2 separate regions of the Homo sapiens genome follow, and region 1 is linked to region 2. Evidence: chromatin contacts called from ENCODE Hi-C data. All regions are on one chromosome and are shown on one strand. The core of a region is the stretch at or near the end of the contact, and the rest is flanking DNA. Distances in the headings are between cores, read along the strand shown. Region 1 holds the start of ADAM8 (ADAM metallopeptidase domain 8). Region 2 holds the start of INPP5A (inositol polyphosphate-5-phosphatase A).

What was found. A loop is a pair of places that touch in the nucleus more often than their neighbours do. Pooled maps may share reads with other maps.
Region 1: a loop to region 2 is called in a pooled map, with 11 times the contacts of the local background. The contact joins the promoter of ADAM8 here to the promoter of INPP5A in region 2. A Hi-C loop is called at or near these places in 3 of 168 maps with a recorded cell type or tissue (CD4-positive, alpha-beta T cell, CD8-positive, alpha-beta T cell and naive thymus-derived CD4-positive, alpha-beta T cell), 17 of 37 single-sample maps with no recorded cell type and 16 of 50 pooled maps.

Annotation. Positions count from the first base shown.
Region 1 is chr10:133,274,670-133,279,728 of GRCh38, forward strand. It overlaps ADAM8 (ADAM metallopeptidase domain 8), which reads right to left and starts at 2,199. Exons shown (of 23, transcript NM_001109.5): 1 at 2,103-2,199; 2 at 815-918. The coding sequence starts at 2,148. TUBGCP2 (tubulin gamma complex component 2) reads right to left here. Exons shown (of 18, transcript NM_006659.4): 18 at 3,966-5,059. RefSeq lists enhancers at 1-341, 379-638, 1,642-2,289, 3,604-3,653, 4,144-4,223 and a silencer at 1,889-2,448.
Region 2 is chr10:132,535,273-132,540,068 of GRCh38, forward strand. INPP5A (inositol polyphosphate-5-phosphatase A) reads left to right here and starts at 2,515. Exons shown (of 16, transcript NM_005539.5): 1 at 2,515-2,899. The coding sequence starts at 2,825. It overlaps LOC107984282 (a long non-coding RNA gene), which reads right to left and starts at 1,651. Exons shown (of 4, transcript NR_158224.1): 1 at 1,454-1,651. RefSeq lists a silencer at 1,536-2,635 and an enhancer at 3,416-3,465.

The DNA.
Region 1 (5,059 bases), core at 949-3,448, 740 kb after region 2:
ATAGGGTGGGGGAGGCATAGCCTCAGCCAGGCAGCAAAGGAGGTGGGTGGCGGGGATAGCACGCACAGGCCCCTCCAGCGACAGCTGCCTGCCTCCAGGACCCATCCCTTCCAGCAGCTGCCGGACCTGGTGGTGCCTGCAGAGCCTCCTGCTGGACCACTGCATCTCCAGCCCCCATGTGCAGGCTGGGGCTCGGCCTGCAGAGCTCTGGGACAGCCTTAGCTGTGCCACCGGCTGGATGAGCCCAGGGCAGCGGGCAGGTCGGTAGTAGGTTCCCCGGATGCTGAGGTAAGGACAGGGCTGGGGCCGGAACTGCCCTCCCTGGAAACAGGTGCACACATGCATATGCCGTGCACATGTGTGCACACCCACCCACTCAGGCTTCAGGAATCACCCTCGGGCAGCCCCAGTCGGGGAGGGGGGCATTCTCAGTTTCTAGCCCTGGGAAACCCCCGCCAGGCCCCCCCCCCAACACAGGAAGGTGTGTCAACTCTGCGGTGAGCCAGCGTCACTTCTCAAAGAGGAATTTGGCTTATCAGCCTCGCCAAGTGAAACTGGGGAGGGGCCCGGGGCCAGCACAACCTGCCCCTGCTCCCTTCCAGGGGTCCATAGAGCTCCTGAAGGAACGAGGAGGCTGGGAGCCCTCAGGCAGTGCTGGAGGGAGGAACGGAGATGGGCCCCAGGGGGCTAGAGCTGTACAGGGCAGCCCCAGACACCCACTGGCCTCTCACCACTTTCTGTAAGCTAAAGCTCCTTTCACAAAAATAGGCTCAGGGGCCAGCCAGGGACCCTCCCCAGGCCAGCTTAGACTCACCAAGTGGGAGGGCAGAGCTCGGCGGACTCGGGGGCCTGGCAGACGCCACGGCAACACGACCTCATACTGCTCCATGAGGGCCCAGGGCCGGCTGGGGGCAATCGCTGCAGGAGGGAGGGTCAGCAGGCATGAGGGGCCGGGGGGCAGGTTTCCTTCCCAGAGGCCTCCTGGGCCCTCAGATTCTGTCTCTTGCTGGGCTTGACCCTCCCCTGGGGAACTCACCAGATAGCTCTGGGACAAAGACTCAAGTGAGGGTTCTGTGCCTAAAAGACCCCAGGAGCGCCCCCAGGCATGGCCGGTGGGCCTGTGTCCTGCAGCACCCACACACAGTGCTCAGAGACGCTGTGGGTGCCAGCGGGTGCCAGTGACTCCACAGGTCTCCAGGCTGTCTCAGATCTCTGGAGGGGCCCGAGGGCAAGGATGAACCTTCCCCCCAGGGAGGAGGACTCGGGCCGCCGACCTGCCCGTTTCCATTCTCCTCCTCCATTCTTCTGATCATCTGATCGCATCTAACTGGGGAGCAGGAAGTGCCTCCCGGAGGCTGTTCACCTCCCAAGAACTGGAAACTCCCTGGTATCCGAGAGCAGAGGGCAGGGTCCCAGCATGCAATGGGCAGGGTTTCGGAGACCACCAACCCCAGGACCCTTTGCTCCCATTAAAACACAATAGTGGACGTGTCTCCATGACCACATCTCCAACCTGGAGAGGCAGCAGGGGAGCAGCCAGCCCCTATCTGCCCAGGAAACTGGCGGGAAGCAACCCGGCCTCCAGCCTGAAGCTCCTCAGCACACCCCAGCCCAAGTCACTCCAGGAGCAGGGGTGGGATCCAGGGTCAGCAGCCCCATGTCCTCCCCCAGGCAGGAGACGGGTCCCCTCAGCCCACACCCCTGCACTCCAGGCCTCAGCTTGTCTGCCCTCCCTTCCCTCCTCGGCTAAATAGTGGGGGTGGGTAGCCCCACAGGTGAATCCCAGGAACCCAGGGCGCCTCGCGCAGCAGGTGAAGCGTCCTGCTTGGCCCGGCCCCGACCCCACTAACAAGCTCAGAGGCGGGACTTCCCTCTCACAGTTCACCTTTGAAGGTTCCCTCCGACCTCCCCGGCCTCCCCGGCCCGGGGCTCTCCACCCAGAGACCACTGTGCACCTGATGGCCCGCTCCCAGGGACCAGCCCGAAGCCGGGCCAGGGTGCGGGGTGCGAGCAGGCCAGGGGCTCGGGGTCCGCGTCGCGTCCTGCGGGGAGAGCCACCCTGCCCCGCGCTGCGCCCGGGACGGTTCCCTGGAACCACTCACCAGGCAGCATCATCGCGCCCAGCAGCCAGAGCCCGAGGCCGCGCATGGCCGGGTCGGGGAGCAGAGGCGGAGGTGACAGCCCCGCGGGACACGGTCTGGTTCCTGCGCTCCTGGCCCGAGGCTCTTTTCCGCGCGCCCCGCCCCGGCGCCCCGCAGCCAATGGGCCCCTCGGCCGGTGGGAGGGGCGGGGCGCGCGGCACCTGGGGGCGGGGTCCGTTTCCCCTCTCCCCACAATCCAGCATCCTCCCTTGCACAGGTGAGGAAACTCAGGCACAGCCTGTCCCAAGTCCGGCCAGAGCCCCGAGAGGGGGCCTCTCGAAGGACCCGGCGGCTGGAAGGAGGTGGCGCCAGGCAGGTCCTGGAGGGGAAGGGACTTGTGAGGGCCGCCTGGCGGTTTCAGGAGAGGGGGTCTCTGATTTCCTGGGGAACAGAAAGCCTCAGGCAGGGGCAAGTCATGGCTTTGTGGGCATAGGTTCAGCCCTGTGGGAAGCTCTGCCACCCTCCCCCCCAAGCCTGCGCCCCCTCCACCAGGCTGAGGCCTCACCGGAGTGGGATAGGCATGGGCCCGCAGGCGTCCAAGTGGGGAGGGGGAGCCCTAGGTGGGGGTCCCAGCCCAGGTGATGGCAGGTGCAGGGGCCGTCCCTAGCCTAAGATCCCCAGACAGCAGCTGACGCTGGCCGACGTGGACCAAAGCCTGCAGCAGCCCACCGTGGCCTGGCTCCGGCGTCTCCAGGCCTGCGGCCAAGCGTGCTTGCCCTTGGTGACCACATTCCCCGTGGTGGGCTCAGCCTCGAGGGTGCAGGTTTGGGCTGACACCACAGCTCCCCAGACGGTCCACCCAGGACCCCTCCCTGGGGCTTTCACAGCCAGGCCGCCCTCCTGGAGTGGGAACAGTGGTGGTGGCAGGAAAGGCAGCTCAGATGACCACACAGGGCGCTGCTGACAGATCACATGGGGGGGGGGGGCCTCAGGGCCTCCCTGGGGAGAGGCAGGGCAGGGCCAGCAAGGGGCTGGAGGGAGTCCTGCCTGGAGAGAGGGCACCAGGGCAGGGCGAGTCAGGGAACTGCACGGGCCTAGGGGCAGAGGACAGAGGTCAAGGGGCAGTGGCAAGAAGAGGCCGGGGCCTCGGACGTTATCCTGGGAGGACAGGGAACCCGGAGGATCTAAGCTGGCGTGAGTGATGCTGTCACATTTTGTCTCAAAGCCATTCTTACCCTAATGTGAATGGCATGAAAAGCAAGAAAGCAAGGGCTGGCACTGGGCCGCAGGTGACTTCTGCTGCCTGGGGGTGTGTCCGCTTGCCTGTGTGGCACAGGACGAGGTCCCCCAGGCTGCCGAGAGGCTCCCAGGTAGGGCTGGGGATACTGGCCTGTGCCTGAGCTCATGCAGGTGACCCTGTTATTATAGAACAATGGCCAGCTGGCAATCACACTTCCCTTCCTTGACCTCATGGTGCAAGTTACTCAACAGCAAAGTGCAAAGGCGGCACGCTGGCCACATCAGAGGCACAGCAAGGCCCCTGCCGACGCTGAGCTACCAGGGATTTATTCCTAAAAAGACAGGACCAGCTTGGGCCAGAACAGGCTCCTCCCGCGCTGAGGAAGTTCCACCCAATCCCACAGAACACAGCTCTCCTCTTCAGCAGGTGCCGGGGGGTCTGGGAGCCTGAACCCCACAGCCCTGGAGGCTTCCCTCCCCTCCTCCTATCACCACCTGCAAACCCCACTTCTCAAGGCCCAGGGCTTCCCAGACCCCAGGACACAAGATCAGGGGTTTCTGGGCCTCGGGGCCAGGCAGGAAAGCTAGCAGGCTCCTCTGCTCACCAGTCCGGCATTTGCACAACACTGAGACTGACAGCTTGGGTTGCTGATAAATGTGTTTACTCACAGGCCAGACCTGCACAGCCTGCAGACAAGGAGGAAGCGGTTTGTGGCTGGAGAGTTGGACACCCCCACCCCCACTCGGCGGTGCTCTCAGTGAGGCAGCCCCGGGTGAGAGCTGCCCACAACCCTTGTTCCCCGCAGGATCCTGTTCTAGCTATCCTTTCTCCCAACCTCGCCTCCAGGGCCCTTCCTCACTGCCCAAGGGGGCCGAGGTGCTGAGAGCTGAAGGTGACAACAATACACATGCAGGTCAGCAGGAAGGGGCAGCTTGGCCAGAATGTAACCAGAGCAGACCAACCTGGCCGGGCAGCCCTGAGGCTCCCAGGGCCCTGTCACACTGGGGATGGCGGTGCTGCCCACTGTAGCCCTGGAGGTGGGAAGACAGGGCAGATGATCGCCCGAGGGGGATTGGGTGTCAGTCTGCTGAGTAAGTTCTACGTAACAAGGCGGTACCGGATAGGGCGGGGTGGGGTTTCCAGCCAGCAGCAGAGCCTGCCCCTCGACCCACTCCCACGGAGGGGGAGGTGTGGGCTCCCAGGGTGCCTGAGGGCCCTGTCTGTGGCCTCCTGCCCTGGACCAGTTGGAGCAGCAGCAGGAGGAGGGTCGTGGAGGCGGGTGAGTCCTCAGGAGAAGGAACGGGGCTGCCTCTGGGGCCAAAGCAAACCCGACACCCGATGCCCGGTGGGTTTCCACAACTCCCTGACCGTTTCCAGAGGCTTGTCCCGGTTCCGACAGACCTCAGGAAGCCCGGCCCCAGCTCACCCGGAAAGATGTGGACACCAGGCCTGGATCTTACCCCACATGCATCTTTGCTTGCTCCTGGCTTAAACACCATGTATTTCCACTTTGAGGCCAAAAACACCCAAAAAGGTGATAGTGTAATTTCAAAAAGCAAACAGATTAGCAAATCCAGGGAGACATCCACCCTGCCTGGGCAGCTTCTATAAAACGAAACCCAGCGCCTTGAGAAACAAAGTGAGCTGAGTCAATCATTCCTGCTTTATATTTAAACTGCAAAGACAGAACACAGAGCATTCGATTTGAAAATTCTGGACCCATTTGCACCAGTCCCTG
Region 2 (4,796 bases), core at 1,265-3,764:
CCCACGGAAGTGAAACCAAAGGAGAGGAGGTGGTGGGGAGGGCAAGGTGCCTGGATTCGGCCTTGGTGTGGTCATTGGTGATGAGAACATCCAGGCTATGCCCAGGGCCGTGGATGCAGAAGTGGGAGGTCCAGGCCGCACCCCCTTGGGTTCTGGAGGTTCTGGTAATGAGCACGGAATATAGGAGGCAGGAGAACTGTGAGGGGCTGAACCTGTGGTGGGTGAGGGGTGCATGGGAAAGAGGAGGTGGCTGCCTGGAGGAAGGGCAGAGGCCAACGTCCAGGCATGGCAGGAGCTGGCTGGCGAGGAGAGGAGGAGGGGGGAGCAGGGAGGGCACAAGGGGTGGGGGACGCTGCCTCAGCCGGGTGTGAGGGCACAGCCTGCGGGGAGAAGTGAGGAGGCAATGTCCCTTCTCAGAAAGCACGTTCCAGGGATCAGTGACACCCCCACATTTGGTTTCTACTAAGGGTACCCTTAGCATGTGCTGATTTTGTTAAAAAGAAAAATAAGCGACTACATCAGTCAGCTTCAGCTGCTGTAGCGAAATATCACAGGCTGGGAGGCTGAAACAAGACTTTTACTTCTCACAGTTCTGGGGGCTGGAAATCCAAGATCAAGTTCCAGCAGCGTTGGATTTCTGGTGCAGGGTTTGTGGCTGGCTGGGGTGAAGCTTCCCACTGTGCACTCACACTGCCACTTCTTTTGCACATGTAAGGGTGGGGACAGCACTGAGCCCTTTCTATTAAACACTAGCCCTATTGCACGACTTAACATTAAACACCAGCCCTACTGCACGACTTAACATTAATTACCCCCGCTAGCCCACCTCCGAATACAGTCACATTGGAGGTTAGGGCTTCAACCCATGAATTTGCGGGGTGGGGTGGGGTGGGGCGGGCGGAATTCAGTCTGTAGCAGGCACCTACTGACTAAAGTAGACATTGGTTTATACATCAAATGGATTTTGCTGGAGTCCTGCTCAGCGGTGGCCGTAAGGAGGAACCCTGGGGGTGTTAACACAAGCCAGTGATGCGGCCTCAGCACAGGCCTGGGGCCCGAGCCTGCAGCACCATTCCTGCCGCCCCGCCCTGGCAGCAGGTGTCTTCCTAGAACAGAACAAGCCCCTTTTGATGTCATTGGGCATTGCCTTGGCGGTTTACTCAGAAGCTGGAGGCTAGCCTCGCTAGAGCCCATTGCCAGGCCCTGACCGCCCCTAAATCTGTGTCCACAAAATCCTCCGGAGTGCCTGCTCCGCATGGTGGCCACTGGCCACACAGGGCTGCTGAGCACTGGAAGCGGCCTTGTGAGCTGCTGCCAAGAGGCAGGTGCCCGTGCAAAGCCTTCCTGTGAAGGAATCTCACTGAGGTTGTTAAATTCTGGTTACATGTTGAATGATGTATCTATCTATTGGGTTAAGTAAAACGTATTGTTAACTTTGGCTATTACTTGTTACCTTTAAAAAATGTAGCTACTGGAAGCTTTAAGATGACAAATGTGGTTCTCCTCCTCCATCTACAGGCATGTCCCGGTTCACGGCGGCTGTGTCCCCGCGGCCTCAGACCCAGGGTCCAGCCCATGCTCTGGCCCCTCCGGCGGCCAGGATCAGCATCGCTGCCCCGGGGCCCGCGCCGAGCCGGCTGCTCCTCCGTGCTCTGCGCTCCTGGGCCCGCACCAGCCCCCTCCCCTGGAGCCCCCTTCGTCCCTGCGAGGGTTCCCTGCACGCCCCGCGCTGAGACCCAGCCTGGCCCGGGCCGGAGCCCTCCGCGACGTCAGGATGCGCCTGGCCTCACGCCGCCTCCCCTCCGTCTTCTCTGGGCCGCAGCCGCTCCTCGTGAGTGAGGTCGCGGCCAGGGAGCCGGGTGGACGCGCCGGGAAGCTGCACGGTCCACGCTCCGTCTGCGCGGAGAGCCGGGCGCGCGTGGCCCGGCCCCTGCAGGCGCGACTGCCGCCGCCCCGGTGGGCTCCCCTCCCCCGCACGCCCGGCACGCGGCTGGACGACTGCGGCCGCGCGGGGGCTGGAACATCCCCTCAGAGCCGCAAGAGAGCGCACCCGCCGCCGGCGCCCGGAACCCAGGGCCCCTTTAAGAGGCGCCGCCGGAGCAGGGCCGTGACGTCATAGAAGTGCGAAGGGCGGAGTCTGTGCGCAGCCGCGGCGCGGGGGGCGGGGCGGGGGCGCGGCGTTCTTGCGGGCCTGACTGACAGGAGCGCCCTCCGGGAGCGACCAGTACTAGGCCGCCGGTCGCAAGAGCGCCCCGCGTAGGCCCCGCCCCGAAAGGAGGCCCCGCCCCGGGGCAGGCCCCGCCTCCACAAGGACACCAAGTCCCGCACAAGCCACGCCCCCCGCAGGCCCCGCCCCACTCTGTTCAGATCTAGGCCCAACTCAGGCTCCGCACCTCAAGGCTCCGCCCCCAGCAAGGCTCCGCCCCAGGCCCGGCTCCACCCCGCACAGGCCCCACCCCGAGTCAGGCTCCGCCCCGCCCAGGCCCCGCCCCGGGCTCGGCTCCGCGGGGCGGGACTTGCCCTCAGCCTGAGTCGGCGGCGGCTGCGGGAACTTTCCCAGCGGATCTAATGGCTGCGCGCGGGCCGCTGTGAGGCGCGGCGGCGAGCGACGGGCGCGGGGCCGCGGAGCAGCGAGCGAGCGAGCGAGCGCGAGGCCGGAGCCCCGGCCAGGCCCGGCCGACCCGCCGAGCCCGCGATGCGCCCCGGGGCCGCCCCCCGGCGCAGCTGACGCCCCGCGGCCCCGCGAAGACCCCGGCCGGCCGGTCCCGGAGGAAGCGGCCGCCGCCGCCGCCGCCCAGCCCAGCGCCCGCGCCGCCCGGGCACCATGGCGGGGAAGGCGGCCGCCCCGGGCACCGCGGTGCTGCTGGTCACGGCCAACGTGGGCTCGCTCTTCGACGACGTAAGTCCCCCGTGCCGGCGGCAGGCCCCAAGCCCGGAACCCCCGACCCTGACCCCGGGGTCCCGAACTGCAAGCCTTGGACCCTGGACCGTGAACCTCCAGACCCAGAGGCCCCAGACTCTGATCCCTGTACCCGGGACCCCAGACTCCTGTCCTGATTCCCAAGTCTGGGAGCCCAGACCCCTGTCTTGATCCCCAAGCCCGAGACCTGAAGACCTGGGCCCTGAATCCCCGAACCCCATCCTCCAGACTCCAGCAGCTGACCGTTGACCCTGGGACCCTGCCTCTGAACTCCTGTCTGCAAATCCTGACCTCGAAACTCCAATATTAAAACCCTGTCAGAACCCCTGTTAACAGTTCCTGGAACCCAAACCCCAGAAACCGGGTCTGTGCGCACCAAACCCAGCCCCAGCCCTGATTTCCGAATCCTCAGAACCCTGGCCCTGGAATGCCCATCCCCAACCCTGGCCCTGAACCCCAGGTCCATGGTCACTGGAACCACAAATCCTGACTGCAGAACTCTGGTTACAGAACCTGCTCTCAAACGTCTGTCTCTGGTCCCTGAGCCCTGGACCCCAAACCCTGAAACATAACCACAAACCCTAACCCAGGAACTTCTGACACAGGGCTGTGGCCCCAACCTCCTGTCCCTGTTCCCCAATCACTGAATTCTAGCCCTAGAATCCCAGCCTTCATACTGTGGCCCTTTGCCTCTAAAGCCAATCTAGCCTGACTCTGAACCCTGAATTTCAACCTCAGGCCCCAGCTTATGGCCCTGAACACTTGTCCTTGACCCCTGAACCTGGAACCCTGGTTCCAGAATCAGGCCCCAAACCCAATTCTGGACCCTGCCCCTAACTCTGGTTCCTAGATCCCATCCTTGGCCCCTTCCTCCAACAAGCTCCTGCCCCTGAATCCTGAATCCTGAATCCTGGTCTTAAAGCCTGGGCCTTGAGCCTGCAGAATTCCCAAACCCTAACCCTTGACTCCCACCCCTGGCCCCTGTCCTCTGAGCCTAGGCCCTCCACTCTGGCTGTCAGCCCCAGCTCCTGGATGCCTGGGTGCCGGCCTCACTGTCTGTCTGTCCCTGCAGGGCCAGAGGGTAGGGTGCCCCCATTTAACCCTGCCACTTAGTATCTCTTTAGTTCGTAAATAAGGGAAGTCTGTAAAGCACTGTAGGACTTTATATTTCTTGTTTATTGAAGAAAAAGATGCTGAGAAGCTCTTCAGGGCCAGAAAGGGGATGCTGACTGCCTATGGCCTTTACCTTCTAGGGCCCCTCCCACCCAAGCCTCATTCCCACCCAGGATCCCAGGGTGCCCCCATCTCTGGAGAGACCAGGGAGCTGAGGCCCAGGGCGCACTGGGAGCTCCCCAGAGGCAGGCCGGTCTGACCTAGTTTGGCGTTTCAGCCACGGTGCCACCCTGCTGTTGGTACTCCTGCTGCCAACCCAAATAAAGCAGAGTGAGGCTCCAAGTGGCCCAGATGGAGGCCGTGGAGCCACGGACGCTCCCTCCCTCCCTCCCTCCCTCCCTAGGTGAACAGTGGGGCACCGCACCAGCTTTATGACGGATGTGTGCCACTGATGCACGCGTGGTTTCCATTTCAGGAGGAGGTCTTGTGTCTTTGCTGGCAGCAAGCATGGGTGAAGTGTTTGATGAAGCTCAGTTCATGCACAGGCTAGGTTTGGTTTTTATTAACAAAAGGCGCTGTTTTTCTGTTTTTCTTATTTTAACTTCCAGGTGCCCATGTATTATACTGACCTGCTGGGGAGGAACTGGTTTTCCTCACACTTTATTATTAACAACTTCATCTAGGTTTATGTTTGATCATTTTCTACAAAAGTGCCTGGCATGGGTGTGTGTCTGTATATTTGGCGTTCTATTCTAGGCTTTCC